Regions from separate parts of the Mus musculus genome. Here region 2 is linked to region 1. A link is a loop called in an ENCODE intact Hi-C map of the cell type or tissue named here. Cell type or tissue: gastrocnemius. All regions are shown on one strand. Each heading gives the region's core, and the rest is flanking DNA. Links, peaks and the distances in the headings are about the cores only.

What was found. A loop is a pair of places that touch in the nucleus more often than their neighbours do. Peaks named below come from ENCODE experiments on the same cell type or tissue, not always from the same donor. Only the 100,000 strongest peaks of a DNase experiment are listed, where the experiment ranks them.
Region 2: a loop joins it to region 1, with 2.5 times the contacts of the local background. A loop is called at or near these places in 1 of 42 quality-filtered maps.

Annotation. Positions count from the first base shown.
Region 1 is chr17:35,906,133-35,922,081 of GRCm38, reverse strand. Atat1 (alpha tubulin acetyltransferase 1) reads left to right here and starts at 12,014. Exons shown (of 13, transcript NM_001142744.1): 1 at 12,014-12,153; 2 at 12,591-12,651; 3 at 12,732-12,823; 4 at 12,934-12,994; 5 at 13,116-13,229; 6 at 13,418-13,519. The coding sequence starts at 12,047. Gm16279 (predicted gene 16279) reads right to left here and starts at 12,347. Exons shown (of 2, transcript NR_167681.1): 1 at 11,989-12,347; 2 at 11,562-11,879. It overlaps Mrps18b (mitochondrial ribosomal protein S18B), which reads left to right and starts at 5,642. Exons shown (of 7, transcript NM_025878.2): 1 at 5,642-5,790; 2 at 7,278-7,386; 3 at 7,493-7,590; 4 at 7,680-7,748; 5 at 9,678-9,744; 6 at 10,604-10,663; 7 at 11,126-11,702. The coding sequence starts at 5,719. The coding sequence ends at 11,415. Ppp1r10 (protein phosphatase 1, regulatory subunit 10) reads right to left here and starts at 4,886. Exons shown (of 19, transcript NM_001163818.1): 1 at 4,366-4,886. It also overlaps Mir1894. In gastrocnemius, for the core only: a CTCF peak has its summit at 14,264 (motif pointing right); DNase peaks (open chromatin) are centred at 11,996 and 12,493; H3K4me3 peaks cover 857 bases; H3K27ac peaks cover 783 bases.
Region 2 is chr17:35,667,264-35,683,212 of GRCm38, reverse strand. Gtf2h4 (general transcription factor II H, polypeptide 4) reads left to right here and starts at 9,470. Exons shown (of 14, transcript NM_010364.4): 1 at 9,470-9,657; 2 at 10,385-10,527; 3 at 11,116-11,220; 4 at 11,856-11,987; 5 at 12,251-12,347; 6 at 12,468-12,556; 7 at 12,737-12,848; 8 at 12,955-13,023; 9 at 13,182-13,265; 10 at 13,452-13,584; 11 at 13,774-13,904; 12 at 14,556-14,603; 13 at 14,707-14,785; 14 at 15,211-15,485. The coding sequence starts at 10,388. The coding sequence ends at 15,383. Vars2 (valyl-tRNA synthetase 2, mitochondrial) reads left to right here and starts at 15,621. Exons shown (of 29, transcript NM_175137.4): 1 at 15,621-15,949. The coding sequence starts at 15,940. It overlaps Ddr1 (discoidin domain receptor family, member 1), which reads left to right. Exons shown (of 18, transcript NM_001198833.1): 17 at 440-589; 18 at 695-1,646. The coding sequence ends at 835. In gastrocnemius, for the core only: a CTCF peak has its summit at 9,264; a DNase peak (open chromatin) is centred at 9,394; H3K4me3 peaks cover 1,629 bases; H3K27ac peaks cover 1,277 bases.

The DNA.
Region 1 (15,949 bases), core at 11,950-15,949:
AACAAAAAGTCAGCTTTAAATGTGGACTTCCTAATAACTCAGGGCAGCAGCAAGAGCAGCAAGTAGGAGGTGTTGACGAAGGAGGGTGGCAGCAGTCTCTAGAATAGAGACTGCTGCCTGTGGGCTCAACGGGGAGACGCAGGCAAGTGCTGAACACTGAGCAAAACTTGTTAACCTGCTGTCGCCCAATACCCTGAAACCTGAGGTCAGAGGAGAAAAACATTCAACAGTGGAAATGTTTACTAGTTAAGGGGGCAAATCCACTCATGTGTGGCCATCTGTACACTGAGAGAGGAATTCTTCCTGTGTCCTCAGTGATCTGCAGAAGCCCCAGGTATATAACAGATCTGTTAGACTGGCAAAGGGATGAATGGGCCCAAGGTAAAAATACATATATCCAAGCTAGAGTAGAGTTTTAAAGTGTTTTATACTCACATAAATCTAACAGAACCCCAAATAAATATGTATGAAATTTGACAAGTCTTGAATTAAACATTACTTCATCCCTCTGACACAGCTGACTGAAATCCAGAGCTAAGTAAATATATTTCCTTTGTGCCTCTACCTATGAACTAATAGGCCTGACTCTAATGTCCCCCCCATTCAATAGGCAGACAAGGCAGGGGACAGCCTTTAGAGAAACTGTTACCATTGTACAAAGCTGAGCCATGTCTAGTGCCCTCTGCTGGAAATGGGGCCTTGGTACTTTAAAATTCCCGCTTATATAAACAATAAAAAGGCACAATAGCCAAGGAAGCTGGGGACAAAACAGGAATGTTAAGATGCTGTTTCCCACTGTTATGTACACTGGGCAGGATGGCTGAACTTGTCTCCTCACAGTAAAATGTGAATGTTCTCAGTGCCTTTTCTTCAGTATTATTTACTCCTTATAAGGGACCCCAGGTCCTTACAACCTAGGTCTCTTATTTTCACAGGCAAACTGTAAGGTCTTCCAGTGGGAACAAAGAATCCATCATGCTTGGAGCAGGTCTGTGGTGAAGGCCCAATAATGCTGTGACCATAGTGGGCAGGGATAGCGCTCAAGTATTCCCCGCTCCTGCTCTGGAGTTACAAGTTGAGGAAACTTGCTGTAACCATAAAGAACTCAGGTCATGTTTTCTTTTTCTTTTTCTTTTTTTATGTTAGCCAGCTGCTAATCTCCATGAAGGGCACAGACAAACGGAGACAAGGGAACATCTCCTGTGATGGACGTACCTCCACCTTCTAAGTGCTGGGGAATGTTCTACACTTCTTACTAAAGATCCTAAATTCCTATCCAACTTCAAAGTGAATTTGAGTTGAGGGTTACTTGGTTTAAAATGGTGGGAAACCATCAATCCTGGCTAGTCACTAAACATCTACCACAACTGCATCCTGAAGCTGTTCAGAAAACAAGGTCCATGCAAGCCAGGCTACTTTTTAAAAAAGTCTTCTAACAAGAGGGAAAAGAAGCGCCAGCTCTTCTTTGTTCTGCCCTGGGCTGTCTTCCCTCAGTGTCTCAAGAGCTTCCTGTTATGACAGTGAGTGGACTGTCTCAAGTGGGTCACCTTGCATGGTGAGGCCCTGTGCTTCCCTCACCTTTATTTTGAAAATCTTTTAAACTTCTTAAAGTATTTGGCTTTCAATAAAGACACAAAATTACATCCACCACCCTGGCCCTAGAATTCTGGCCACTGTAAGACTCAGGTTCTCCAAGGTTCCCTAGAAATAGAGAGCCTTGCATTTTTCACCTCCCACCTAAGGCCTTTTTACTAATCCCTGCTCACTAGACATCAGGACCCAGTGGTGGACTATTCAGATCCCAAGGTAGGTGCACTGCAGAGGCACCTGGCAAACTGCTTAAAAGATAAAAAAGACGTGTGGTAAATAGACATGTGGAAGAGGCCCTCCCATTCAATCAGAAGTCCAAGCAATAATGAGAATCCACACCCAGCAGAAAATGAGCCCTGCTGTACCCAAGTCACGGTAGGACAGCAGGACAAAAGGCTTATAAACTCTGTCTAGAAACTCCACCCAGGACTTAAAATAAAAAATGAAAAGTATATGAAGAAACTGTCAAAGACTTGACTTTGAAAAAGCTGGGGAAAGAGATAAAGAACCAGACACCCAATACTGCCCTGGAGGGCGTGGCTCGCAACATGCACGGCAGCCCCAGCACTCAGCAGGGAGGAAAAGAGGACATTCCTTTCCTCGATGCTTTAACAGAATTTCTTTTTAGGAAGGAAGGAAAAAAGAAATTCGAAAAGGTGGCTCTTTGGGAAAAAGAAAGGTTGTGAAATGTAATACCAGAAATGTTTTGCTTACCAGAAACCGTAGCTTGACTCCCCCTGCCTCGAGTTTAAACTGCAGCCTCCTTTCCTAAAGATTCACTTCTCATCCTAGTGCCAACATACAGGAACTAAGCAACTGCAGGTGATGGCACTGAGCACAAAGAGTTTATCCCCAAACTGAGAGGTGAGAATAAGGATGGTTTACAAGAAAGTCCTACCAGTACCCACCCTTTCCCCAGACTGTTACAAAGCAACCAATACCCAGGTAGTGTAAGGACCCTTCCTGAACAGCATGGCACACTGCAGTTCCCTCAGGCCCTGCGTCTTGCCCAAGTCTCTCTAAAGCAGTCGGGGTTGAGCTTTTTTCCACCCCTGTCCACTGAAGCACGGAATAGGTCCAAGCAGTTGTGATGAGTGGAAGGTGAAACCAAGGCAATGGGCTGACTTTTAACACAAAACCTAGAGCTACATACACAAGGACCTGGACAGCCTCCATCCCTAGTGCTCATTAAGCTTTTATCCCTGGAAGATTTATCATATAAGATAAAAGAAACAAGAAAAAAAAAAAAAAAAAAAAAAACCCAAAACGTATTCTCCCCAACAGCAATCTGCAAAGGGAGAGAAGACAGCTGCTTGGGGGCGGAGTCTTCAGAGGAAGCAAGCTGATTACATCACCTTTCACGGTGGCTCCACCCCCTTGACCAAGCGTCTAGGGAAGCCCTAAGCTGACTGGCAAAGGAGAAAAACAAAGGAGAGGGACGCCATTTTGTTATGGAGAAGATTCAAAATTTAAAAGGCCGGGCAGATCTGCCGGTAGCTTTACTTAACACTGTAAGGCACTAAGTTAAAAAAACAAAAACAAAAAACAAACAGAAGCCATCCCTCTGACCACCACCCTCAACTTGACCTATCTTAAATCAGTTTAAGAGCCTATTACTGAAAATAAAATCAATTAATATACAATTTTCTGCGGGATAAGAATCTGAATTTGCAACTAAAATTCAACTTACTACCGCCGACCATCCCAATCCTCCCTACAAAAGCCAAGTGGTAGGACTTGGACCCCTCAACAAATAGGACCGAGGGGGGAGGACAGGAGAAAAATGGGTCAAGACACAACCTGCAACGCCGCTTGCAAGACAAAAGGACAAGCAAGGAAAAGTCGCCATATTTGAAGCAGGGAGGAAAAAAAAAATCTTTTAACGACACAATCTTCTAGAAAGATAGCATTCAAATGCACTAATGGCTTTTAAAATTATACTCCTGAGTTCCACATTTCCCAACCTTTCCACCCTCTTAGCTGTATCCACCACCCACTAAAAAAGTATCAAGTTAAAATGTTAATCACTTTTGCCTTTAAATAACCTATGCAAGCTGAAACAATCACAAGACATTCTTTACCTCCCCAAATGTTATTGTATGTACTTGTTACTATGATTTTTGCCCTAAATTTAAGTGTCTTGCAATCTTTATTCCTAGATTGCCACCTATTTTAACCACACAATATATCCCAAGCAAATTACATTAAAATAGAGAGGATTTAACAGTCACTTTAAAGACATAGCCAGCTAATATTTCTCTGCCCATCTCCTTACCCTGCAATCTTTATGTACAGATTGCTTATTAATCTGGCAAATTGAAAGGCGTTCTGCTTGTCTCACACACAAAGAAGTGGGACTTCTGGGCCACAAGATCCACCATCTTTTGTATGTGAGCTCATTAACCCTTTTGAAGACTGCTAACCAGAGGAAGGTAACCATTCCTCCTTATTATCGCAAAGGCTTATGCTCTGGCAGTCTGGAAATCTGCTGGATTATCAAGGGTTAACCGTCAAAATCCTCACTGGCTGGCCCTCCCTTCACCCTCTCCCTTGCCTGCTCCACAGCAGGGAAGAGGCAGGTGGTAGGGGAGAGAGAACAAAGACTGTTTAGACCCACAGGACCTTTAATGGAGATTTAAGAGACCCGATTGGTCCTTCTCTCCAGTACTCTACATTTGTTCTATGGTCTCATTTCTTCCTCTCATTATTTTTGGTTTCACAACGGGAAACGTTGATTTCTTGTTCAAGGCTGGTTTTTGAAAATTCGACACTTACTATCCAATTTTTTTGCGACGTCAGCACCTCGGGCTCAGGGGGGAGGGGTAAAATTTTGGAGGAAAAAAAATAAAGCAACCAACCAGGACCCAAACTCAGTTACTTGTGGGGCCTCATTGGATCAAAAAGTCTCTTTTAAAAAAAGTAAAGACCAACTCAGTTTTCATTTCCCCCCCGCCCAACTCCATTTAGGGAGAGGGGGTCGTTGAAAAAAAAAGTCTGAGTGGATTCCAAAACGGAAATGCTGGATGAGTGAGATTGGGTAGGTTTGGGCAGGGAAGGTGGTTGATTATTTTTGAAGTTATGTGGTGACGGTCCTTCGGCCACAGATCTCAAGTCCCAAGCAGCGTGGGCTGGTGGGGTGGGCAAGATAGGTGGGGAGGGGCAGAAGACACGAGTGGTTGGGCTGGTGGCTGATTTCCCTTTCCCCCCTCTCAGGATCCTTTCAAGGGTTTAGATGTTGCTGAGGCTTGTTTGTTTTCCTGATGGCCGGCCTGTCTTTCTCCGAGAAAATTCAACCTGGGGTAAAAGGAACACAAAAGGAGGAAGGTGTAATCAGTACGGGTCGCCTTTAAACGTTTCAAAGTTGTCGCAGGACGCAGCCGCATTAGGGAAAAACGTGGCTGCCCATTAAATCCGAAACCACCCCGTTCCCCCGGCCCGCTCTCGGCAAAACGTTACCCTCCAAAGCGACGGAGCACCCAAACTTACCTCTAAACGAACCCCAGAATGGCGGCCGCCCGCTCGGGCGGAGTCTTTTATACCCGGCCACCGCCCAACGCACCCTAACGTGATGGAGAACCGCCCTCGCCGGGACACATTGTGCGCGAGGCGAACTCTGATTGGCCAGCGTGCGAGCCGGGTCGCCCGCGGATTGGACGTCCCTCCTCCACCTTCCCGAAGCCCCCTTCCCTCGGTTCCCCTCTTCCGTCTCCTTGCTATCACCTCTACGCCAGCGCGTGATCGCCGCGTCCGGCACCTCCCTTTCCTCTGCCTCCACCACTTCCGCTCCGGCGACCCGGGGTCGCCCTCGGTTGGCCGAAACGGCCCGACGCATGCGCACTGGGAGCACCCTGGTTAAAATCGCAATCAAATCTGCTTTCATGTTAGACACTAACCATGGAATCTAGGATTCATCGTGACTGGTCCGGGAGAAATGCAATTTTGAAGGCTGGTTCGATTGTGACGCAGTTTAAATTCGCGTCTGTGGACCCCGCCCCTTGACGCTTCCGCCCTTAGACATGTGAGCAGCCGCCTTCCGCATTGCGGGGCGTGTCCTTGGCCCACCCTAGTGCGTGTCCCGAGCATGCGCAGTCGCTCTTCCGGCAGGCCGTACGTCCGGTGTGCGTCAAGATGGCTGCCCCCTTGCGGCACACGCTTCTAAAGCTGGTTCCTACACTCTTACGAAGTTCCTATGTAGCTCAGGTAAAACGTTGGAGGGGTTTTCTCTACCTCCCCGTGGTGTCTATACTTTCGATCTTCCTTCCATTAGGAGGAGTCAAGGGGCATGGGTTTTCCCACATGTCTACGTGTCAGCCCTGCACCAGCCTCCGTCCCCTACGGCGCGCGATTTCTAACTACCGAGCGTTCGGGTCAGAGCCAGGGTTACGGGTTATCATCGTCGTCTCCCGACTACCATTAGGCAAAAGAACTAAATGGTGGGGTTGCCCCTGTGGAAATGGGCAGTTTGTAACCAGGTCGTTGGTGCCTGAAGTGGCACCCAGGACGTGTTTGGTTTTTTTTTGTTGTTGTTGTTTTTTTTTTAGCAAAGGACCCTATTTTAAGGATTTTCCCCGGTGTTCGGGAGACAGCCCAGGTTGGTCTCATAGGTACTTTCTGAGCTTTCTACCTCTCCCTCCCAGATTATGGAATTAAAAGCAAGTACACTAGTCCTACTCCACCTCGTCACACGTCATTTCCCCATCAGAGCATGCTTGAGATCATTCTGCTCTCTGGATTGAGATTGCCCTTTAGCCTCAGGTACTCACCACCCTGGAGGTTCTCCGCAGGGCAGGGAGGAATAGGAAGGCTTGTCTCGACGCCACTCCCTAAAATGGGACTACAGAGTAGTGACAGAGGTTACCACCGAAGTAATAACAGGCTTGGTGGCTTTAAAGCTAGCGTTAGGACGCAAATTTGTTTTGCTCTGTGGAATGTTGACCTGCAGCATTTTAAGAAACTGATCAGCGCAGCGACTTTGGGGTTTTCTCATCTGTATGAATCATGCCCAGCTCTCCATTATTAATCTTTGTGTTTTCTTTTTATTTATTTATTTTTGGTATTTTGAGACGGGGTTTCTCTGTATAGCCCTGACTGTCCTGGAACTCACTTTGTAGACCAGGCTGGCCTTGAATTCAGAAATCCTCCTGCCTCTGCCTCTCTGCGGAGTGCTGGGACTAAAGGTGTGCGCCACCACGCCCAGCTTTCTTTTCTTTTTTTTTTTTTTTATTAAGAGATTTATTTATTATTATACATAAGTACACCGTAGTTGTCTTCAGACACACCAGAAGGGGTTGTCAGAGCTCATGGGTGGTTGTGAGCCACCTTGTGGTTGCTGGGATTGCTCTTACCCGCTGAGCCATCTTGACAGCCATTATCAATCTTATTTCCAAAAGTTTGGCATTTTTTTCACACCATAACCAACCAGTGCTCATCAAACGCAGATATTTGTATGCCAAGGTTTTTAAATTGTCACATCCCACTAACATCTTTTACCTTGTTGGCTTATCCTGCAGGGTCAGCTTGGGGCCCTAGGTAGAGTGGTTGTCAGTTTAGCATCAACAGAAATGCTACTTTCATAGCAGAAATGCTATTTTCTTGATGAGTTATACTGACATTTTGTGCACACGTTCCAAACTCTGTCCCCAGTGTATGATAAACCAAATAGTTGCAGCCTCTTACTCCCTTTTTAGGTTCCCCTCCAGACTCTTTGCACCAGAGGCCCTCCTGAAGAAGATGCTCCATCCTCGCTTCCCGTTTCCCCATATGAGAGCGAGCCTTGGAAGTACCTGGATTCAGAAGGTGCCTGAGGCTAGGGGAAAGGAGGGGAAGATGCAGCCCGAAGTGTCTAGAGAAGACCCCTTCCACTCTCGCATGCATAAGTAAACTCATCTGGTCTTGATTTCAGAATACCACAACCGCTATGGCTCTCGCCCTGTTTGGGCTGACTACCGCCGCAACCACAAAGGTGGTGTGCCACCACAGCGGACCCGAAAGACATGTATTGTGAGTTTCTAAGGTTCTCATCTTAATAGAGTGGGAAGAGGCCTCCTAGAAGGTATCATAAATTCTTTCCTTTTTTCCCTCCCCTACAGCGTAACAATAAAGTTGCTGGGAATCCTTGCCCAATCTGCCGGGATCACAAGTTGCATGTTGACTTTAGGGTAAGGAGAGTCTTTTATCCAGAATTAGAATTTGTAGCCTCCTCGCGGCGCTCGAGATTGTCAGAGGTGTCTCACAGTCTTCATATCCCTGAACCTGTACAGTCCTATTTTTCAGTGGTTGCCATTTTGAAAACACCCCTCTTTTGAGCTGGATTTGGTCGCACACACCTTTAATCCCAGCAGGAGTGAGGCAGATTTCTGAGTTTAAGCCCTGCCTGGTGTGCAGAACAAGTTCCAGGATAGCCAGGGCTCCACAGAGAAACTAACTCATCATGAAAAACAAAGAAGATACAGATTTTAGAGTAGACTTGGATGACATAGATCTGTAACCCCACACTGGCAGGCGGAAGCAGAAGTGTGAATTCCACGTTCCAGGCCTTGTCATAAACCTATACTATGTATTACAGAAAGGAAGAGAAAGCTCCTTTCTACTGGGATGATGCGCATAGATTAATTGAGAAGGTAGGAGTCAGTCTAAGTGGGTAGCTTCAGACTTGTTATGCAGCTGAACTGAGACCACACCTAGGTGTGTGTGTGGGGGGGGGTTATATATTTTTTCTTAAAGAATAAATTTATTAAGGAAAAACTTCCAAAGACAGGGAAAGTTCAAGGAAAGAGACCCTATTTATCTGTTAAATCACCAGCAAATATATTGTCTTGTGTGGGTGGGCAGACACTTTCCTCCATTTTACTCTTATGAGACAGGGTCTGTTTATGTATCCCAAGCTCTCCTCAGCTCACTGTACAGTCTCAGCAGCCTGAGTTCTGAGGGCCCAGGTGTCTACTGCCTTGCTTAGTTGTCTGTATTTCCTTGTCCTCCCAGAGTCCATTGAGATGCTGGGACCTGGGGCTAGGGGACAGAGATAAGAAGGGAGCTAAAAGTACAGTAGATTCTCTCCCCCCACACACACACACCCCTCTATCCCCAGAAAAGCCTTCCAAATGATGAGGCTTGCTTCTAAGTGAATGCTAAAGATTATAAAGATGCTCGAGGAGCCAAAGCTGTGGTTGTGCATCAAGGAAGCAGGGCATACGGCATGCCAGAGTGTTGAGGAGGGTGCTCACCCTTGAAGCACATCCTAGAGGGGACCGCAGTGCCTTTCCAGTGTGTGTACGGAGCAGGTTGCAGTGACTGGGATCCGCGGCGGGCGAGTGAAGACGTAACAGCCAGTTCTGTAACTCCACCGATGTGTCTGCTTTCTTCACTCCTCACCTCCTAGCACTGGTCTGTCTGGTTGTTTGATGCAGTTAGAACTTTTAAGTTGCTCTTAGTTACACACTGTATCTTACCATAACCTTCAGCAGCCCAGTGCATTACTTACTACATAGTCATCATTTTGGGGTAATTTCTGGACCTTGATGGCCATCCCTAATTTTTGCTCAAAGGTGGACCATTAGGAGCATGGCTTCTCCAAAACTGGCAGATTATAGGATGTGTGCATGAAATGAATTGGTGAGCGAGACAGAGAGCAGGAAGGAGCCCCTGTGAGGGTTTTGTTTTGTTTTTTGGGGGGCTTTTTTGGCTCTTTGTCTTTTGAGACAAGGTCTCTCTGTAAAGCCCTTGCTGTGCTGGAATTCACTCCACTCAAAAGCACAGACCCACTTGCCTCTGCCTCCCTCGCACTGCTGTGCGCCACCACTCCCTAGCTCTTCGTCTTTGCTTTGCTGGGCTTTTCTTTTTCCGGGAGGGTGGGGGTAGCACTTGCTGGCCTTGATCTCAAAGATAGTCTTCTGCCTCCTGTGTGTTGGGATTACACCTAACAAGATGTAGCCAAGGCTGGCCCTAACCTCCATTCTTCTGTGTTCCTTTTTCATCAAGTTCTGATGGGTTGTGCTACCACAAAGGGCTGTGTTGGTGTAAGGGGGACACACTTAGCCTACAGAGGTCTTGACCAGTCCCTCACACATTTGTTTATCTCTCTCCTGCAGAATGTGAAGCTCTTGGAACAGTTTGTCTGTGCACACACGGGTATCATCTTTCACGCCCCATACACAGGTTAGCTTGGCCCTCCTGTTATGACTTCTATAGTTTTTCCGTGGAGCTCCTTATTATGGGGTTGGGAGGTAGACATTCCTTTGATAGCTCCTATAAATAATAGCACACAGAAGTTTTTGTTTAATGAGAACCATCATTACGATAAAACAGTTAAATGTAGACAAAAGACTAAAGTTTTAGAGCCTCCCTGTAGGAGTGAGGGCTGTCTAAATGTACTTTAAAAGGTAAAGCGTGCCTTAAACTGTGAGTTTGGGGTCAGCCTGGTCTACATAGTGAGTTCCAAGACAGCCAGGGCTACATAGACTCCGGCTCAACCTTTTTTTTTTTTTTTAAAGGTGAACAGCTTGCTTCCTTGTAAAGTTTTCCACCTATCAGTCTATAAATTTGTGTGTATGTGTGTGTGACAGGGTTTCTCTGTACAGCCCTGGCTGTCCTGGAACTCACTCTGTAGACCAGGCTGGCCTCGAACTCAGAAATCCGCCTGCCTCTGCCTCCTGAGTGCTGGGATTAAAGGCGTGTGCCACCATGCCCGGCGATATGTCCCTTTTGTCAGAGTTTTTTTGTTGTCAGCCTACAGAGTGGAGCTGGGAATAATTGCTACTCTGTCACATTCCCTAATTTGAAATCACTTCTTATAAGATCTTTTTCTGTGGATTTTCCAAGTCAGCCTTAACCACATTTGTCATTGAGTCATCTTCTGGCCCATCTGTAGGCTCTGTCATTCCATGACATCTCTGTAGTGGCTGGACATCCAGGCAGATACAGGTCAGGGCCCTGGGGCATTAAATGGTCAGCTGTCTCTGTGTAGAAGACTTGCTGCTGTGTGGGACGCTGTCCAGGTTGACGTTTCTCTCCGTAGGGGTCTGTATGAAGCAGCACAAGAAGCTGACCCAGGCCATCCAGAAAGCCAGGGAGTGTGGTAAGTGAGAGCAAGGGGCAAGGGTTTCTGAGGTGCTTACGTGCTCCCATGTCTATGAGAAAGTACTCAGCAGACTCCTAGTTTTTCCACGTTGGGTGAGTTGCTGGACTCGGAAGTAACAGCTGTAGGTTCCAGGCTACTAAGAGTACATATTGAGATGATCTTTCAGGAAACACAAGGAAGGAACATTCCTTCTTCAGACTACTCTGTCTCCTGAATCTTGACAGTCTTGTGTTTCTTGGTTCTGACCTGGCTTATACAGCACCTTTGCACGGATGAGTGAGGAGGGAGAGCCCATGCAGTGCCCTGCCTGTTCTCTGTCTCCTTGGCAGGGTGTGCTGTGTATGCGCTGCTGGAATGTGCTTGGTGGTTATGACTGGTCCCTCGACTTGTAGTGCCTTTTTCTTGTCTTGAGTCTGACCTGCCCTTCCTCATCCACCATTATTTCCTTTAACCCCGTAGGTCTTCTCAGTTACTACGTCCCCCAGGTTGAGCCCCGGGATGCTGACTTTGGTACTGTGCATGGAGCTGTCAGTGTGACTCCACCAGCCCCCACACTGTTGTCAGGTGAACCTTGGTACCCATGGTACAGCTGGCAACAGCCACCAGAGAGAGAGCTGTCTCGCCTTCGCCGACTCTATCAAGGAAATCTCCTAGAAGAAAGTGGCCCGCCACCTGAGTCGATGCCAGAGATGCCCACTACACCACCAGCAGAATCCTCCATTGAGCAGCCAGGCTCCCAGAGTGCTTAGAACTTGTGACCTGGGGAAGTCAGACCAAGGGAGTACTGTCTAGGGCTACGTGGTATCCTGTGTCCTGCAAAGGGTTCTGTTTTGTGACAGTGGCAGACCCTATAGGGAACTGGCTGGCATGAAGAGAACAAAGCACATTTGACGTTGAGGGGGACTAGATGTTTATGGGTAACTGGTGAGGACTTACATATAAACTGGAGACTCTTGTGTATGCCCTTGATGGTGTGTCCCTGATTTAAACCTCCTGGCTCAGCTTTTATACAATAAAGCTGTGTCTCTTCACCCGTTCTTGACTCCCTTTGGGCTGTCTGTTCAAAACGTGGGTGTGAAGTCTATGAGGTGGGGTGGGAGTGTGGTCTACCCGCAACTCCAAGGGGTGTGAGACTGGTTCTTCTGAAGGTTCCCTCAGCTGTTCACTGGGAGGGCAGGATACTTGGTTGCCCTGGCATCTCAGGGGCACAGACCTACAAAAGGAGAACTGTTGCTAGAGAAAAATGGGGTTTCCCAGGCACTGTGAAACCATGGTGGGGGCGGGGCGAGCCCTCGGGGCGGGTCCTAGAGATAAAGACTTACCGGCCCTCTTAGCGGAAGTGACGTTGTGTGGGGCGTGTCTGGTCCCGCACAATGGGCCATGGAGTTCCCGTTCGATGTGGATGCGCTGTTCCCGGAGCGGATCACCGTGCTGGACCAGCACCTGCGGCCTCCGGCCCGCCGACCCGGAACCACAACGCCGGCCCGGTGACATTTCAAACCCGACCCATGGCCCTTCTGTCCCGGTTCCTCTCCAAACCTGATCCAGGAACCACGCCCCCTTCTCACTGACTACTGGCCATTTCTCCTGCGGTCTTACTTGTGTTTTGGTGACCTTTGACCCTGGATCTAGCCGGGTTAATAGACCTACATCTGTAACCTTTCACCATCTGGCCTAATGTGGCCTCAACAAGAGGCTATAGTTGACCCGCCCTTCCTACCGCGTCACAGTAACCTTAACACGGGAGCTGTGAAACCAAAGCTTGGGATCTGGAGGGGTGAGGTGAGGTGGGAGGTGAGGAAGAGTTCCAAGCAAAGTCAGAGACCCTGTGGAGGAGCCTGGGTGGGAGCCAAGCAGGCTGCCAGGAATGACTTACACGATGCTGTAACCTAGCGAGTGTCTGACCGGGCCCCTCTCTCTGTAGTGTGGATCTGCAGCAGCAAATCATGACTATTGTAGATGAGCTGGGCAAGGCTTCTGCCAAGGTACGGGGCGCCTCTAGGAGGAGGAAAGGGAGATGGGTGGCAGATAAGGAGCCAAACAAAGTAGATCTTCATCTCTGCAGGCGCAGCACCTCCCTGCACCCATCACCAGCGCTTTGAGGATGCAAAGCAACCGGCACGTTATTTACATACTGAAGGACACCTCAGCCCGACCGTGAGTCTTACTGTCATTATTCCCTGTGAATCAAACTCTTCTTACCTCCCTTTTACAATCTCTCCCAGACAGTTGCTCCTGCCTGGTTCATTATTTCCCCCATCCCACAGGGCAGGGAAAGGAGCCATTATTGGTTTCCTCAAAGTTGGATACAAGAAGCTCTTTGTACTGGTGAGTGTCACTGCAAACTAGCCATTTGTAAGCACTGGTGTCAGAGAAGAAATGGGGGCGGGGTGGGAGACAATGAAGAAGATGCATGGCTCCTAATGAGTATGTGTTCTTGACCTCTTAGGATGACCGGGAGGCTCACAATGAGGTAGAACCCCTTTGCATTCTGGACTTTTACATCCACGAGTCGGTGCAACGGCATGGCCACGGGCGAGAACTTTTTCAGCATATGTTACAGGTACCCAACAACCTTTACCGATTAGTCAGAATAGATCTAAAAGGCTCTTCACCCCGAAGCTCTAGGAGGCCCTGCTCCATGGCCCACAGTTGGTCCCCTTTTCTCTGTATTCCCTTACCAGGCTCCCAGTATCCTGCTAGCATGCTCCTCCTACAACCCCTGCCCCCAAGTTTTCCGTTTTCCTGCAGAAAGAGCGAGTGGAGCCCCACCAACTGGCCATTGACCGACCATCGCCGAAGCTGCTCAAGTTCCTGAATAAGCACTACAACCTGGAGACCACAGTCCCACAGGTTAGAGGCTCTGCACCAACCCTGGAGACGCCTGGCTAAGTTCTACCTCGGGTTGTTTCCATGTTGTTTTAGACTTACCTCATTTTCGTGTGTTTGAATGCTTTGCTCACATGTATATACATGCACCATGTTCATGCCTGTACACACAAGTTAGAAGGGGGTGTCAGAACGTGGGAACTGGAGTTACAGATGTTTATGAGCCACCATGTGGGGGCTGGGGGATTTGAATCTTAGTCCTCAAGAGCAACCAAGCGCTCTAAGCTTCTGAGCCACCTCTCCAGTCCCTATTTTTGTTTTTTCAAATAAGGTCTCAGTGGGTCACCCTGGCTGTGCCGTACTCACCTTGTATACCAGGTTGGCCTTGAACACACAGATCCATCTATTTCTCGCTCCAGAGTGCTAGGATTGAAGGGATGCTCCACCACCTCAGCTATACTTTTTATGAGGACTTTATGCCTGAGCTCTGTATTGACAGCACTCCTATCCCTCTTTCTCCCCCTCCAGCCCCTCCCGTGTCCCCCTCTCCCACTATTGTCTCTCATTATTGTTGCATGTACATGTGCACAGGTATATAGATAGGCTAAATGCATATATAAAACCCTCTGAGTCCCTCTAGTTTTGTTTATATGCACCCATCTCCAGGGCTCCACCGTGGGTTTTGTTGTTGTTTTGGTTTTTGGTTTTGGGTTTTTTTTTTTTAAAGATTTATTTTATATATGAGTACTCTATCTGCATGTACACCTGCATGCCAGAAGAGGGCATCAAATCACATCATATAGATAGCTAATGAGTCACCATGTGGTTGCTGGGAATTGAACTCGGGACCTCTGGAAAAACAGTGCTCTTAGCCACTGAGCCATCTCTCCAGCCTGCATTGTGGGTTTTTAAAACTGGATCTCACTAAATATCTCAGGCTGGCCTTGAACTCACAGTGACACTCCTTCTCTACCTCCTGAGTAATGGGGTCACAGGTATGCCTTGATGCCCAGCTGTTCTGTGTTTGAAAGACGCTTGCTATATACACACCAAACCTCACTCTCCTCAAATGGATGATCCTCCTGCCTCAGCTTGCCAAGAGCTAGGATTAAGTCATGATGTCCAGTGTGATTTATTTTTGCAACTAAATCTTTTTTCTCCTTACTCATTACATATTCTAGAAGCATTCATCCTGTCTTTTGGGGAGCTTTGCTTGCTTGTTTGCTTGCTTGCTTGCTTGCTTGCAGGCTTTTTGAGGCACAGTCTCCCTCTGGAGCTCTAGCTATCCTGAAACTCACTATATAGATCAGCTAGCTTCAGACTCTTGAGAGATCCGCCTGCCTTTGCTCAGAGTGCTGGGACTAAAGGCAAGCACCACAAAGGTCACCCTGCCTCTACCTCCAGAGTTCATCACCACACCTGGACATTGGCTGTTTACTAGACCTTATTTTATCCCCAAACACAACAGCTTGTTTCTACCTTGTTCTCCCACAAGTCCATTACATTAGTCATCATTTATGGAAGATCCAGAATAATAGACATTCCAGGCCTCAGGAAGCTTGGTTTATCATGGGACAGTGATTCTGTGAGTTTAGAAACACATTACTAATGCGTTCAACAACTGTTTATTGTGTATCTGACACTGTTGTGGGCACTAGGAATACTTTACACAACCAAACAAAAGAATCCAAATGTGGAACCAGACAAACAACTTATTCTAGGGCCAGGCAAGGGTGGTGCATGCCTTTGACTCCAGCACTGGGAAGGCAGAGCTCTGTGAGTTCATGGCCAGCCCGGTCTAAATATTGTTTTCTGGGGCTTCTAGGACCCCCTGGAGAGGCCCTGTCTCAAACAAACAAACAAAAAACCAAAAGGCATGCTTTACTGTTGATAAGTGTTCTGAGAAAATGAAACCAGTGCTGGTGAGGGAGGGGCTTACAGGTGCGAGCGAGTCAGATATTGGCAGAGCTCTCAACAGAGCTCTCAACTGAGAGGATAGCTCATTTGTGCGAGAGCATGAAGGAAGTGTGTGGAGGCACAGTGTCCCAGAGGAGTGATGGCCAGTATAAAAGGCTGTGCAGTGAGAATATGCCCACAGCAGTGTGACCGAAGGAAAGTAGTAGGTGAGAGCTAAAGCCAAAGGAAGGGAGCACACGGGTAGGGCCACACAGGTCACCTGTCTCCTTCACTTTGCTTGCTGTGCCAAACAAACAAGCCATAGAGGGAGCCAGGGTGGAAGTTCAGAAGACGGATAGGAAAGCAGAAATTCCTGATGAAAGGGAGTCAGGGACAGACCCAGGGGCAGCAGTAGAGGTAGGAAACGGTGGCATCTGAGGGTAAAACAAACATAATTTCCTTATGGAATAGATGTGGGAAAAATAGAGTTATGATTGGACCCAAAACAATAGGAATAGGAAGGGTGACATTGCATGATATAGGTAGATTGGCTTTCGG
Region 2 (15,949 bases), core at 7,011-11,010, 230 kb after region 1:
TGGTGGCTCACAACCATCTGTAATGGGATCTGATGCCCTCTTCTGGTGTGTCTGAAGACAGCTACAGTGTACTTAGATATAATAATAAATAAATCTAAAAAGAAAGAAAGAGAGAGAGAGAGAGACAGAGAGAGAGAGAGAGAGAGAGAGAGAGAAACTAGGAAGGAACAGTAGTGGATGGGGAAAGTGGTCCAGGAGCCAAGGGTGTGGGTGCTAGGATGGAGGGGTAAGAGTTAGGATGGGACTGGGGGGGTTAGGTTAGGATGGAGGCTCAGTACCAGCATGAGGAAGGGAGGAAGAAGAAGAGGAGGAGAGGGCCAGAGTATGGGGCAGCGGGAGGCAGGAACAGAGGAGCAACTCAAGGGGTGCAGTCAGGAGAGGGGATAAATCTACTCCCACTGAGATTTTTCTCTGCTTTTCTTGCCTTTTTGTGTGCCAGGGGAAGTTCACAACAGCCAGTGACGTTTGGGCCTTCGGAGTGACCCTGTGGGAGGTGCTGATGCTCTGCAGGTCCCAGCCCTTTGGGCAGCTTACAGATGAGCAGGTTATCGAGAATGCCGGCGAGTTCTTCAGGGACCAGGGCCGGCAGGTCAGAGCCGAGGGGAGGGATGTGGCCCAGGTGGGCAGAGCATGCTGTTACAGGAACTAAAGGTCATCTGTCCCTGCCTATCTATCATTCACATTTCCCTCGCAGGTCTACTTGTCCAGGCCACCCGCCTGCCCACAGACCCTGTATGAGCTGATGCTCCGGTGTTGGAGCCGGGAGCCCGAGCAGCGGCCGCCCTTCGCCCAGCTTCATCGGTTCCTGGCGGATGATGCGCTCAACACGGTGTAAACTCAGGACCCGGCAGCCCTTTCCCAATGGGAGCCATCCAGGGGAAGCTGGACTCGAAAACCAGAGAAGCCTATGGCACCGCACCCCACCGTCTCCATACTTGCCCATTCCCAAGAGGCAGTGTCTCTGCGGGTGGGCTGGGCCTGCCCGAGGAGCAGATACACACACTCCCTTCCGTTTCTTCCTTCCATCTGCCAAGTGCCACCCTCCCAGCTGGCCCTGTGGTTGGGATCCTGCCTGACTTCTTCCAGCTATCCCCTTGGGGAAGAACGGGGGCAAATGCTGGGCGTACACTGGACAAGGCCCACTGGACAACACTGGTTCCTGGGAGGTGACGGTGCCCCCCAGCTTTCTTCTTGTCACACACTGGACGCCGCCAGCTGAGAATTAGAGGGGTGAGGGGGACAAGGACGGCCAACCCCTACAGCGGTCCTCAGCCCTGGCTTCCTTCTGTTCCGCCCCCTGACACACTGGACCTGGGGGCGATCCCTGCCGTTGATCCTCAGTCACACACCCCTCCTTCTCACCTGCCATGCTGCAGCTAGAACTTCGCAAAGCCTCTATGTTTCTGTGGAGTAAATATTAGGATGGGGAACAGAGGGAGCAATAGCTTGAGGCTGGGGGTGGGGATTTCTATTGTAGCTACCACATTGGTTTTTCTATAATCACGCGGGGTTTGTACATTTTTTGGGGGGAGAGAAACACAGATTTTTACACTAATATATGGACCTAGCTTAAGGCGATTTTAATCCCCTGTCCTAGGCAGGTAATAATAAAAGTTGAGTTGTTTTTTGTTTTTTGTTTTTCCACAGCTGTGGGTGTATTTCCTGGGGTTTGGGTAATACCTGCCTCCTGGCTGTGGTCCAGTGTGGGTCTATCATCGCATAATCCAGACCTGTTGCCAGTTGGGCCATGAGAGCCACTCAGGTGCTCTACACGGGGAATGTGAATAGTGGTGTCCTTTGGTGGCAGGTCAAAGGTGCCATGGAAGCCATTGGGAATTCTGTTCTGGCTCATCATAAAGGGCAGTGCTAGTTATTAAAAATGGAGGTGTGGGTTCTTGTTCTGCTTGTCCAAATTCTAGGATTCTGAGGGCTGGGAGACCCAGGTGATCTCCGAGTTAGGTTTTGAAAGTATGAGACACCTGGGTGAAAGGCACACCAATGAGCCTGTAGGAGCAAGCTGCAGCCAGTGTGAAGGCCTCAAAGAGTTCACTTTGGGTGGTAAACAAAAAACCAAAAGACAAAAACAATCCCATGGCGGGCTTGAAGGAAACAGCTCCATCTTCGTAGCCGTTCCCATGAAATAAGGACCCTGGGGTTTTGGTTGATGATATTCACAAAGTCAGTCAAATGGATAATGAGGAGGACGGAAAAGGTAAATTCAATCTGAGATGGAATTAATGGGCTCTCAGGGGCCAGGCCACAAATCTAGCAGCCTTGCTAAAGCTACATAGGTCAGACTGCCTTCAGATTAAGGCCGACATTGATGGGCTAGAGTTCAGAGGTCAGACGTTAGAATAATAAGCAGTGGAGTCCCGGGCAGGGAGCCACAGTTCCCCGAGCTCTGCCCAGACTTGCTCTAAGCATTAGAGCGACGTAACTCTAGGTTCTTGTGATGTTCAGTGTGAGCAGGTCCAAACCTGCCCCTCTCCCAGGATGGTGGCAGCATCCACTCAGCAGCACCTGTATCATCCTGGATCCTTGCTGCAGAGTCCAGCATGAAGCTCACAGGTCTGCTTGCCAGATCTCTCTTTTTTCTTTTTCTAAGATGTATTTATTTATTTTATGTGAAGAGGGCATTGTGGATCCACCATGTGGTTGCTGGGAATCGGACTCATGACCTCTGGAAGAGCAGCCAGTGCTCTTAACCGCTGAGCCATCCCTACAGCCCCACAGATCTCCATTCTTTCTCCACATCTCCGCTTGCCCTGGCACATACTACAACACTGTAGTCTCCTAGCTAGTAAGCCAGGACTGTTCTGACCCTTTCTGGTTTGTCTTTGGTTCTGCAACCATGGAGACCTTGCTCTGAGACTGGGTCTTAACAAAGCCCAGACTTGTCTATCTCATCTTGCATAACCTGGAAGTGATTCTCCTGCCTTCGCTTCCCAGGTGCTGGAATTAGAGGCTCACAACACCACACCTGGTCCTCTGTATTTTTTATTTTAAAAATTATTACATTTATTCATTTAGTGTGTGTGCACGTGCCACGGTGTGTGCATGTGGAGGTTAGAGAACAACCTGCAGAAGTTGGTGGTCTCTTTCCATCATGCGTGTCCTGGGTATAAGACTCAGACGTGGTGGCAACTGCTGCCATCTAGCCACCACCTGTAAAATTTTGTATTACATTTTTCTTATTTTATATGTATGTATGTATGATGGGGGATTGAACCCAGGACCTTGTACATGCTAAGCAAACACTCTACCACTGAGCTATATACTCCCAGTCTCCCCCTCACTCCCTCCTTGGGATCTTTATTTTTTTTTGTTTTCAGACAAGGTCTCACTGTGTAGCCTAGGCTGGCCTGGCTCCCTATGTAGATCAGGTTGCCACTGAACTCAGAGATCTACCTTACTCTGCTTTATGTATGCAGGAATTAAAGGTGTGGGCCACCATGCCCAGCAGTTGTTTGCTTTGAGTTAGGACCTCACTCCTCCTGTCTCCAGTCTCCTGAATGCTTAAATTAGAAGTGTGTTCCACCAAGTCCACTTCTGGTTGACCTTTTAGGAACAAAACCTTGTCTGAGGCTGGCTGGTTCCTACGTCCTATGCAGTACCATTCTCCTGTGTATACCAACCACAGCACTTCCTCTAAGTGCTCTAAGGGCCGCAGACCTTCCTGGCATATGTATGGCCTTTGTAGCATGGTTTTGTCCCCTGCAATAGTATTCCCTGGGGTCTGCTTTGTTAGCTGCTGCTAGCCCTTCATCAGTCTCCTCTGGTCAGGCCAAACCCCAGTGATGCTCTTCAGCCCAGCAATCTCTGCTTTGCTCAGTTATATGTGCAATTTCACATGTTTTGGGTATGTGTCTTTACAATATGTTTCTTTGAGCCGAGCGTGGTGGTGCACGCCTTTAATCCCGGCGCTTGGGAGGCAGAGGCAGGCGGATTTCTGAGTTTGAGGCCAGCCTGGTCTACAAAGTGAGTTCCAGGACAGCCAGGGCTACACAGAAAAACTCTGTCTCGAAAAACAAACAAACAAAAAAAACCAATATGTTTCTTTGACTATTGGATTATAAGCTGCAAAATGGCTAATTTTTGGAACACAGGGCTCAGATCATTGGGGGAAAAAAGACATCAAATGTCTAAAAGGCTAACATAAAAGTATCGATGGAATTTAAAAAGCCATGGGCTGGAGAGATTGCTCAGTGGTTAAGAGCACATTGGCTGCTTTTCAAGAGGACCCAGGTTCGGTTCCCAACACTGATGTGGCAGCTCACAACCATCCATTCATTACTCCAGGTCTGGGGGGAGGTGGGTGGTTTGACTTCCTTAGGCACCAATTACGTAGTTCATATATATACCTACAGACAAAATATTCATATATAAAATAAAAATACATGTTGGAGAGATGGCTCAGGGTTAAGAGCACTGACTGCCCTTCCAGAGGTCCTGAGTTCAACTCCCAGCAACCACATGGTGGCTCACAACCATCTGTAATGGGATCCGATGCCCTCTTCTGGTGTGTCTGAAGACAGCTAGAGTGTACTCATATACGTAAATAACTAATTTAAAATAAAATAAAAAAATAAGCAAAAAGACTAAAGAAGTAAAAGTTAAAATAAATTAATTTAAAGATAATAATTTAAAAGAAGAAGTGGAAGTTAGGGCTGGGTGTGGTGGTGTGCACCTGTAATCCTAGGACAGGAGACCAGGCAGCAAGATCAGATTTGGTTTGGTTTGGTGTGGTTTTTCACAGGGTTTCTCTGTGTAGCACTGGCCATCCTGGAGCTTGCTCTGTAGTTCAGGCTGGCCTCTGCCTGCTCAGTGCTGGGATTAAAGGCGTGCACCGCCACTGCCCGGATGAAGATCATGCTTTTAAAGTCATCCTCAGCTATGCTGATTCAAGGCTGACCTGGGCTACAGCATGGGACCCTGTCTCAAAAACCTCAAACAAACAAACAAACAAACAAACAAACAAACGTACCAAGAAATAAAAAATAATAAAAATTATAGAAATAATTGGTAATGTTTTACTGAGAATCTGCTATGTAGCAAATATTATAATTGTTCTATTTAATAATACAACATACAAACCGCTCCCATTACAGAGAGAGGAAAACTGTTAGGTTATGAGTAGCACAGGCAGGAAAGACTGAGGCTGGTAGGCAGTGGCCTGTTTATTAGATACCTGCCAGCGCTAGGAAGATTTATGACCAGGTGCCTCGTAAGGCTGTTTCTTCACGGTTGTCTCCAAGATCCCAGCCTGAGCCGTGTCGCTCTATTAGACAACGCTGCTCCCTCTGTTGGATCCTGCCAAGCAAAGTCAAGTTGAAGCCCCCACAGCTTTCAGCTTATTCATCGTGGCAGGGTCTCCCAGTCATTCTGATATGCATAGTTTCCCCTACAGGGGAGTGATTATCCCCACCCAACACTTTATGTGCGTGCTGGAGAGCCAAACCCTGATCCTCACACCTGGATAGCCAATGCTTCTATCACTAAGCCAACTAGGGGACCTTTCCGTTTGATGTCAAAGCTTCTTATGAGCTGTTTAAGCTACTGTGTAATTTGCATTTTTCTCTCTGCTGATGGGTCATGTGCAGTTCAAGGCTAGTATACACCCCTTCTTTCTCAGGGGTGCCCAGTGTTCCACATTGTTAGGATGATTCGTGTTTTATTAAACCAACCTCTGGCCGGGCGTGGTGGCGCAGGCCTTTAATCCCAGCACTCGGGAGGCAGAGGCAGGCGGATTTCTGAGTTTGAGGCCAGCCTGGTCTACAAAGTGAGTTCCAGGACAGCCAGGGCTATACAGAGAAACCCTGTCTTGAAAAACCAAAAAAAAAAAAAAAACAAACAAACAAACAAAAAAACCAACCCCTGTTTATTAAACAGACCTGTGAACTGTTCCCATTGACTTCAGGAAACATCTTCTTCTTCTTTTTTTTTTTTTTTAAGGTTTATTTGTTTATTTAATGTGAGTACACTGTAACTGTCTTCAGACACACCAGAAGAGGGCATTGGGTCCCCATTACAGATGGTTATGAGCCACCATGTGGTTGCTGAGAATTGAACTCAGGACCTCTGGAAGAGAAATCAGTGCTCTTAACCGCTGAGCCATCTCTCCAGCCCAGGAAACATCTTTGATGGGTAAATCTGCATTTACTCTATGAGTTAGAGTTTCAGGATGATACAATATCAAGACAGGGTTTCCCTGTAAAACAGCAGTGGCTGTGTTGGAACTTGCTTTTGTAGACCAGGTGGGCCATGAACTCACAGAAATCCCCCTGCTTCTGCTTCATGAGTCTTCAGATTAAAGGCATGTGCTGACACACTCTGCTTGGATCTTGCGCGCGCTCGACTCGACCAGCAAGAACGACGCTGCAACAGGATCCTTCTGCACACGTTTATTGGGAGAGCTTGATTGCAGAGGCGAAAAGACTTTTTGCCCAGAGCTGGTGCTGCTTTTATAGGCCTAGGAGAGGCGTGTCTCATACCCTGATTGGTTATGCACTAAGCCTCATTTGCATGTTCCTCATCTGATTGGCTACTCTCTCTCAGTACCTCACTGAGCCTCATTATCATACCTCATTTGCATGTCTCACATCTGATTGGTTATACTCTCAGTACCTTACAGAACCTCATTATCATGCCTGGGCCAGGCAGTGTTTTTGCAAAAAACTTTACTGCATATGTACACATTGGTTGTTTGTCCAATCTTATGCATGGTGGCCAGCAGTAGTCAGTGCCACTCAGCAACGGCACATGTGGCTTCCCACACTTGGATGATACAGTTCTTTTTCTTTTTCTTTTTTTTTTTTTTTGGTTTTTTGAGACAGGGTTTCTCTGTACAGCCCTGGCTGTCCTGGAACTCACTCTGTAGACCAGACTGGTCTCGAACTCAGAAATCCTCCTGCCTCTGCCTCCCAAGTGCTAGGATTAAAGGCGTGCGCCACCACTGCCTGGCAGATGATACAGTTCAAATGGTGGTTTTGCTGAGTCCAAAGATAATCGAGTTAAAATGGTTTGTATAAACTGGTTTATGGCCTGCCTGGTTTTTTTGTTTTGTGTTTTGAGGCAGGGTCTCTTTATGCTGTCCTGCAACTCTCTATATTGGATAGCAGCCTGACCTTGAATTTACAGAAATCTGCTTGCCTCTGCCTCCTAAGTACTGGGATTGAAGGACTCCTCCACCACCACTCCCAATCTCCAGCCTCTGCCTATCTCCCACTGCAGGCAGGATTGCAGGCCCACATGCCACATTCAGCCTTTTTTTTTCTTTCCTGCTGAGATTTGATTGTTTCCTTTTTGTTTTTGTTTTTTGTTTTTTCGAGACAGGGTTTCTCTGTGTAGCCCTGGCTGTCCTGGAACTCACTTTGTAGACCAGGCTGGCCTTGAACTCAGATATCTGCCTGCCTCTGCCTCCCGAGTGCTGGGATTAAAGGTGTGTGCCACCACACCCGGCTGGTTGTTTCTTTAATCAGTTGCTTTTGTTCTTTTAGCTTCTTTTCTTCTTAAAGAAGATTATTATTTTTAAGTTATGTATATGCACAGATGTGTCCAGGTGCTACAGAGGCCAGAAGAGGGCATTGGATCCCTCCCCCTGGAGCTGGAGTTACAGGCATTTTATTTCTGTTAGATTTCTGAAGCAGCTTAAAGGGACAGGGGGCAGAAAGGAAAATGGAGACTGACTTCAACTGACCGGACGGTTTTTTTCAGACACAGCGTTAAAGTAGCATCTGCCAAAAGGAGGGGGGTACTTGGGTTTATATAGGAGGTTTGAGGAATGGGAAGTTAAATGCCGATTCTGGGGCTATGTGCAAGCCTTCAATTTCTCCCTCCTGGAGAAAAGGCCATTTTATCTTTAGATACTGACCGGCCTCGGCTGAGAGCTTGGTAACGGCAGTGAGGGGGAGGGGCTGGTGTTCCAATATAGGGCCTAGGTCAGGATATGGTTAAAGGTTTATTCTAATATTACAACCAAGATAACGTCAGACTACTCTAATTTTTAAAAGATGACTTTTATTATTATGGTATGTGAGTGCAGGACGGTGAAGGCTGGGATTCACATCGCCATGGCATGGGCATGGAAGTTGGATATCTCTCCCCCTCTCTTCAGGTCACAACATAGCAAAGCCTTTACCCACTGAGCCATCTCACCAGCCAGTGATTTTCCTTAAAATACATAGTAAAGCATAATCAAGTCCTTACATGGCCTTACCATTTTTGCCCTTGGTAAATGTGTTTCTCATCTCGGTACTGGGACTTTCTTGTGCAGATCTCTTATTCTGTTTTTGTTTGTTTGTTTGTTTGTTTGTTTGTTTTTGGTTTTTTTCGAGACAGGGTTTCTCCGTATAGTCCTGGCTGTCCTGGAACTCACTTTGTAGACCAGGCTGGCCTGGAAGTCAGAAATCTGCCTGCCTCTGCCTCCCAAGTGCTGGGATTAAAGGCGTGCGCCACCACACCCGGCTCAGATCTCTTATTCTTGTTGAGCTTGATAGCCTGTGATGTAAGAATAACAGAATTTGCCCCCATAAGAATTGGAGACCCTACAGATGACCTTAGTTGATGTCATTTTCCCTTTCCCTTGTCTTGCCTAGGATAAATTCATAAATCAAATCAGGGCAAATGATAGCTTTCTCTTAAAAATTGCAATGTAATCTTCTAACTCCCCAGGGAGTTGGAAGAGATTAAGATTGAGTGAGCAGGTGGGAGGATGGTGGAGAGATGGCTGTCCTTCCAAAGGGCCCAAGTTCAATTCCTAGCACTAACATAACAGCTCACTGCTGTATGTAATTCCAGTTCCAGGGAATCTGACTTCACATAGACATTTTGATTGATTGAGCTCCAAATGAGGGCAATTGTGTTGATCCACGTCATGTGAAGATGTTCTGCACTGATCATTATCTCAGTTTCGTGAGGAACAACAGAGGTCAAGAAACCCAGTTTGTCGCCGGGTGTGGTGGCGCACGCCTTTAATCCCAGCACTCGGGAGGCAGAGGCAGGCGGAGTTCTGAGTTCGAGGCTAGCCTGGTCTACAAAGTGAGTTCCAGGACAGCCAGAGCTATACAGAGAAACCCTGTCTCGAAAAACCTAAAAAAAAAATAAGAAGAAGGAAGAAAGAAAGAAAGAAAGAAAGAAAGAAAGAAAGAAACCCAGTTTGAGGTCTCTACATCTAACATAACACCACTAAGCTGCTTTAGTACGTCTCCGATAGGAGGCCCCGGAGCTCCTCCAGGTTTGCTGCCTCCTCCTGATCTGACAAGAGATTCACCTTGCTGTATAGGGGAGAGAGGCGCGGAATCAAAAGGTCTGACTTCGGATGTTTCTAGGGAATCCCAATGAAAAGCCACCTTTTCTCGGCCGGCCTTCTTGCGGTGCCTTTAGGGATTTGTAGTCAGAGCCTGACTCATAGTCTCCAATGTAGGCTAGAAGAGGACTACAATTCCCAAGATGCCTTGCGACAGGCGAGTGCATTGCCTATTCTAACCCCCTTTACTCTTGACACATTTCTCTGCTCTCCCTTCTCTTTGGACTGCTTATTGACTGGGTCCTGTCTGTGAAGTTCTTCGTGGTTCTCCCACCTTTTAGAATTCTCATCCTTTATTTCCAGGAGCCAATGCGAGACATTAGCACTGATTAGGCGACGGCTGGTGACCCGGGGTGCGCGAGGGGGAGCCGAGTGGTGAGGGGGTTTGAGAAGGGTAAGGGAGAGAGTTGAGCGAGAAGCGGAGTGAAAGGAAAGTCGGGGAGATGTGAGGAGCTCAGAGGCGTGGGTCTCAGTGAGAGGGGTAAGGCTGGCTGGAGGGAAAGGGATAGAAAGGGATTTAGGTTGGTAAGCATGAGGCAGTTTATAGCCGTGTCCCCAGATGAGAGCTAAGGATTTGACCCATTTGGACTGATCTGACCAGGAGGGTGGACAAGAGAGAGAAGCCTGGGCTCAAATAAGTATCTTTGTCAATGCTTAGGTGAACTTGAGATGTCATTGATATGCAAAACACTCGCAAGTATGAAACGATAAGTAATTCAGTCCACACCGGTGAGGATCTGGATTTGATCCTCAGGACCATACACAAAAATGAGACTAATTCCACCTCCTGGAGACTGAACAAAGGCTGAACTTCAAGGGCAGATATGGGATGAAAAGCCTGGTGGCCACTTGGGAAGTAAAGGCAGATGGATCAGGGGTTCAAATCCATCCTTGGCTCCATAGCAAATTCAAGGCCATTGTGAGCTGCATAATGAAGAAAAGAAGCAGGACACGAGGGGTTTGGGAGGAATAGGTGATAAGTGGCATCAGACAGGAAAGTACAGAAAGTGAACCTAATAGATCTGGAGTCAGTGATATAGGCCTGGGTCATGTGGGAGTTCTGACATTTGTCCCTCTCAGGTGATGGAGATCACCCCGGCGAGGGGTGGACTGAACCGAGCACACCTACAATGCAGGAATCTCCAGGAGTTCTTAGGAGGCCTGAGCCCTGGGGTGCTGGACCGATTGTATGGGCACCCTGCCACTTGTCTGGCTGTCTTCAGGTGAGGAGCCTTCAGAGCAAAGGGGATGTTTGGAGAATGTAATGGGGCCTGCAGACTGAAATTAGTTAGCACGGGGAGAGGCTTATTAGCCCAGCGTGAGTACCAGGGTGTTAGACATTACTCCAAAGTGTGTCAGTCCAAACCAGAAAGAGGTTGTGGGGACAGTGGGACTGCTAAGGACGTGGGAGATGGCATGAGACGTTTGAGAGACAGAGGTTGCAGGGTATTTGATCACATAGTGAACTCCAAGATTATGAACCAGAAAAACCTTGTTATTGTGGCTCAGCCCTAAGCACACACCTTTTTTTTAGCCAAGGGCTAATGTCAACCGTAGGTCAAGAGATGGAGCAACCAAGTAAACAGAAATTAGCAACGTTGAGTTGAAGGGAATTTAAGACAGTGTGGAGAATTCTCGGAGAGGGAGCTTTTTCTTTCTGGGATGTCATTGGAGAAAAAAAGGTCAGCTGGGTGCTTTCTCTGCCTCTCTGAGCAGTTGGGATGTTTGTTTTTTTTAAACCACAGGCAGATGAGGGCAGAGATGCAGGTGTGAGGTGGCTTCTGATAACATTTGGCCTCTGAACCTTACAGGGAGCTCCCCTCTTTGGCTAAGAACTGGGTCATGAGGATGCTCTTTCTGGAGCAGCCGCTACCACAGGCTGCGGTGGCCCTGTGGGTGAAGAAGGAGTTCAGCAAGTGAGTCCCGGGCGGGCGCAGCTGCTTCGAGCTTCCCAACAGCCACATTTCTCAAAGGACTTTTGTTTGGAACACTTGCAGGGTGCACACACAGAGGAGCTAGGGGAATCAGATGTGGGCCTTTCAACAGAGCCTGCCCTACACAAGGAAAACCCTCCAGAATACACCTGCAGAGGTTTCCACTGTGGAGAGTTGTGTCTCTTTAGCTGTATGCTAACTAGAACAAAACAAACAAACAAACAAAAAGACAAAGGGGAAAAAGCCGCCCCCGCACTCCCCCAACCCCAAGTTGATAGGTAGAGATAGGGAACCAGAGATTCAAGGATTATATCGTAAGTTTGATGTATTGTAAGTTTGAGGCTGTCCCAGGCTTCATAGGACCCTTCCTGAAACAAAACAAATGAAAAGGAAAAAAAAAAAAAAAAGAATTGACTTAGAAAACAAAACAGAGAAACCAACAACAATCAAAACGAACTAGGTTCTCCTTAGCATTGCAGTGCAGGTATCTGAGGTGAGAAACACAGCTTCGCCCTGCGACACTGTTCCAAGGGCCTCCCGTTCAGAGGAGATAGATGAAGCTCCCTGGAGGTCTCCTTGCTATTGGTGATACCCCACTCAACTCTGCTTCTGTCCAGGGCTCAGGAGGAAAGTACGGGGCTGCTGAGTGGCCTCCGTATCTGGCATACCCAGCTGCTCCCTGGTGGACTCCAAGGCCTCATCTTGAACCCCGTCTTCCGCCAGAACCTCCGAATTGCCCTTCTGGGTGGGTACGTCATTTCCCTCCCTTCCTGAGCTAGGCAAGGGGAACTGCTTATTACACTGGTGGGGGAGAATCTCCTGAGAGGCCTCCCCAGAGCCTCTCCCCATCCCCACCCCCACCCCTTGGAATGCTCCTTCAAGAATACATTGGACCAGGTGTGGATGTAGGGTGCAGAAAATGTCCTTTTCTTGTAGCCCTTGGGATGAGGGTAAAGACCTAGGGATGCAGGAAGCAGACAGGGTTCCTTACTCCTGTGTATCCTGGCCACAGGGGCAAGGCCTGGTCTGATGACACAAGTCAGCTGGGACCAGACAAGCATGCCCGGGACGTCCCCTCACTGGACAAGTATGCTGAGGAGCGCTGGGAGGTGAGGAGTGTGCCTCTGCTGTGCGCCCGTTCCCCCTGGGAGCCGAGGAACCGGCCTCCACTGTGCTCCGGTTCCCTGTAACCCTCGAGACCCCAGGCTCCTGACCCTTTTCGTCTCTAGGTGGTCTTGCACTTCATGGTGGGCTCCCCCAGTGCAGCTGTCAGCCAAGACCTGGCTCAGCTCCTCAGCCAGGCCGGGCTTATGAAAAGGTAAGGAGGGCAGAGCACGGCAGCTCTCCGCTCGGCCATCTCCTTGGGTCTCATATAAAATGGGTGTCTGGGGTTAGGAGGAACTGGAGAGAGCTGGCTGAGAGGAGGGGCCTAAGTGTGTGTAAGATGGACTCAGTGCAGCCTTTGCAAGCTGCCACCATCAGCCCGCTCTGTGTCTAGCACTGAACCTGGAGAGCCACCCTGCATCACTTCCGCTGGCTTCCAGTTCCTGCTACTGGACACGCCTGCCCAGCTCTGGTACTTCATGCTGCAGTATCTGCAGACAGCCCAGGTAAGAGCCAGGGCCTCGGACGGATGGCGTGCTCCTGTCCCGCTGAGTAACTCCCTCACTCCCTCTTCCTGTCTCACCTCCTGCCGCTCTGCCGCTTCCTTCCCAGAGCCGGGGCATGGATCTGGTGGAGATTCTCTCCTTCCTTTTCCAGCTCAGCTTCTCCACTCTTGGCAAGGTCAGTAGGGGGCTGGAGGGCAGGGAGGTGAGGAGAGGTTATGGAGGAAAACGGCAGTGACCACAGAACCCCCCGAGAAGGCAAAGCAAGGAGGGCACATAGGCTGGGTAGTGACCGGTGGACGTGTCATAGCCCCCAGCTGGCCATCTCTTCCCCAGGACTACTCTGTGGAGGGGATGAGTGACTCTTTGTTGAACTTCCTGCAACACCTGCGTGAGTTCGGGCTTGTTTTCCAGAGGAAGGTATGTACACCCAGCCACCTGGCCTCTAGGAGAGTCGGGTGCTGGGGTGCAGCTGCAAGACTAGGACTAGTACTTGGGTACTAGTACTAGTAGCTAGGACTGAGTACTTGGGTCATTTGAGGGAGGAGGTTTCACAGGAGGGTGGTTACCAGAAAGAGGACCCCATCTTGCCCTGTGTTCTTCCAGAGGAAGTCCCGGCGTTACTACCCCACACGCCTGGCCATCAACCTCTCATCTGGTGTCTCTGGGGCTGGGGGCACTGTGCACCAGCCAGGCTTCATTGTCGTGGAAACTAATTACCGACTGTACGCCTATACCGGTGGGTCTGTGTGGGGGTGAGTGGGTAGGGAATGCAGAGGGGAAGGACACAGGAAAAAATCCAGTTAGGACCGTGTTTCCTGGGTGGTTTATGTAGCTCCCTAGTATTTATTCCTACACTTGAGGGTGGGGCTGGAGGAAGGCAGGGCTGGGCAGCCTCCTCACTCCTCCTCCTCTATCCCTGGGGCAGAGTCGGAACTGCAGATCGCTCTCATTGCCCTTTTCTCCGAAATGCTCTATCGATTCCCCAACATGGTGGTGGCACAAGTGACCCGGGAGAGTGTGCAGCAGGCCATTGCTAGTGGCATCACAGCTCAGCAGGTATCCCTACTTGGAGTAGAGGTCGGGAGAGGGGCTGTGCTCATCCTGGGGGCCAAGGTATTCCTGTCACAGCCTCAGGTCTGTCAGGGGAGGTGGCGAGTCACCGGGGTAACCTGGAAGGTCATGGAGTGAGACGGTCTAGCTCTGAATCTGTCTCACTCCACAGTTCACGGCTGCCTTGTCTTTGCGAGCCTTACTCTGCTCCCAGTAAACAGCAGTCCAGGGGTGCTGGAAGACTAGATGTTAAGATGCTTAGCTTAGAGCCTGCTGAGATATGGTTGCTACTGCCATCTTAAAGAAAGAAAAACAAGGCAAGACTATGGAGAGAACAGATGCATCATAGAGGGACTCGCAGGAGGTGCACCTGAAAGTAACAGTAGAACAGGCCTGGGTCTTGTCAGGCTTGTGGCTAGGAGAACAGAGATGCTGTTTCAGTGACATTAGCTCAGATGACTTTCTACATTCTTCTTTTTTAAAGTTTTATTATACATAAGTACGCACCAGAAGAGAGCGTCAGATCTCATTACAGTGGTTGTGAACCACCATGTGGTTGCTGGGATTTGAACTCGGGATCTTCTGAAGAGCTGTCAGTGCTCTTACCCACTGAGCCATCTCGCCAGCCCGATTTTCTACATTCTTGTGTTTTCCTAGATAATCCATTTCCTAAGGACAAGGGCACATCCAGTGATGCTCAAACAGGTATGACTGGGTACCAAGACTCAGGGGGGCTGGCAGCCTGGGCACCTAGCCGCGAGAGGATGGATGAGAAGCCAGGTCCTATAGCCTCACCCTTGTCCTGCAGAATCCTGTGCTGCCCCCCACCATAACAGACCAGATTCGGCTGTGGGAGCTGGAAAGGGACAGACTCCGGTTCACTGAAGGTGAGTGGCTTCCGCTGACCTAATCTCAATCATTGGCTAAAGAGGTAAGGCCAGCAATTTCACGCAAAAGTTTTGTGCATTTCGTATTTGTTTCTCAAAAGGGAAGGAGAGGAAGACTGATCTTTTATTTTGGTATATTAGTAGCAGGAAATATGTCCCAAATCAGTGCAGTTTGAATTAAGCTAGGTGAGGGGATAAGAGGCAGGGTAATTCAGTCTTCTCTTTAGGTGGGTTTGCGTGGCTTTTCTTGTGGATTCTGCTGTCTTTTCGAGTGTCTGGATGCCACAGGTGTTAAAGTTGAACAGTCGACTATCCGTAGAGAATTAGTCCTAAGAACTGTGGCCTGCAGCCCCTGCCTGCATGCTGCTTGGAGGGGCAGAGACCACTGCAGCCCCTCACCTCCTGCCTGTCCCACCCGACCCCAGGCGTCCTGTATAACCAGTTCCTGTCGCAAGTGGACTTTGAACTGCTGCTGGCCCACGCGCGGGAGCTGGGCGTGCTTGTGTTCGAGAACTCGGCCAAGCGGCTGATGGTGGTGACGCCGGCAGGGCACAGCGACGTCAAGCGCTTCTGGAAGCGGCAGAAGCACAGCTCCTGAGCCGGCCAGGTCCAGCCCCGGGCGGGCAGCTTTCCAACTCAGATGTATTTTGTTTACACACCGGGATATTTCTTGTTTAATAAAATTATGGAAAAAAATCTACGCGGCTTCAGACGTCTGCCGGCGTTTCCCTACCCAACGCAGTGATACCCGCTTCTAGCCAGAAAGCCGGAGGAGCGAGAGTCTTTTACGCATGCGCCTGCGTGTCCCCGCCCACGCATGCGCGCGCACCTCGCCATGCACCTATCGGCTCTGAGTTCGCCGGGACGTTCGAGTTAGAGGCGCATGGCCGAGGTTGCGGGGGTGGGGGTGGTCCCAGGCTTCCGAACCCCAACCTTCGTGTCCGCGTCAGTGCCCGGTGACGGGCAGAGCTCCCGCCTTCTCTGGACGCCCTGGTTTCAGTGATTCCAGAGTGCTGTCCACACCGTGCGCTCCGCCCCTAGGCGGAAGGACGTAGAGTGAGAGAGGGTCCTGCGGATGGGAGTGAAGGGTTGCGACCTCCTGCATCCCATGGCCTCGTAGTGAGCAGACCTCCATCCCTTCCCAAACACTCCCGATGCCTCATT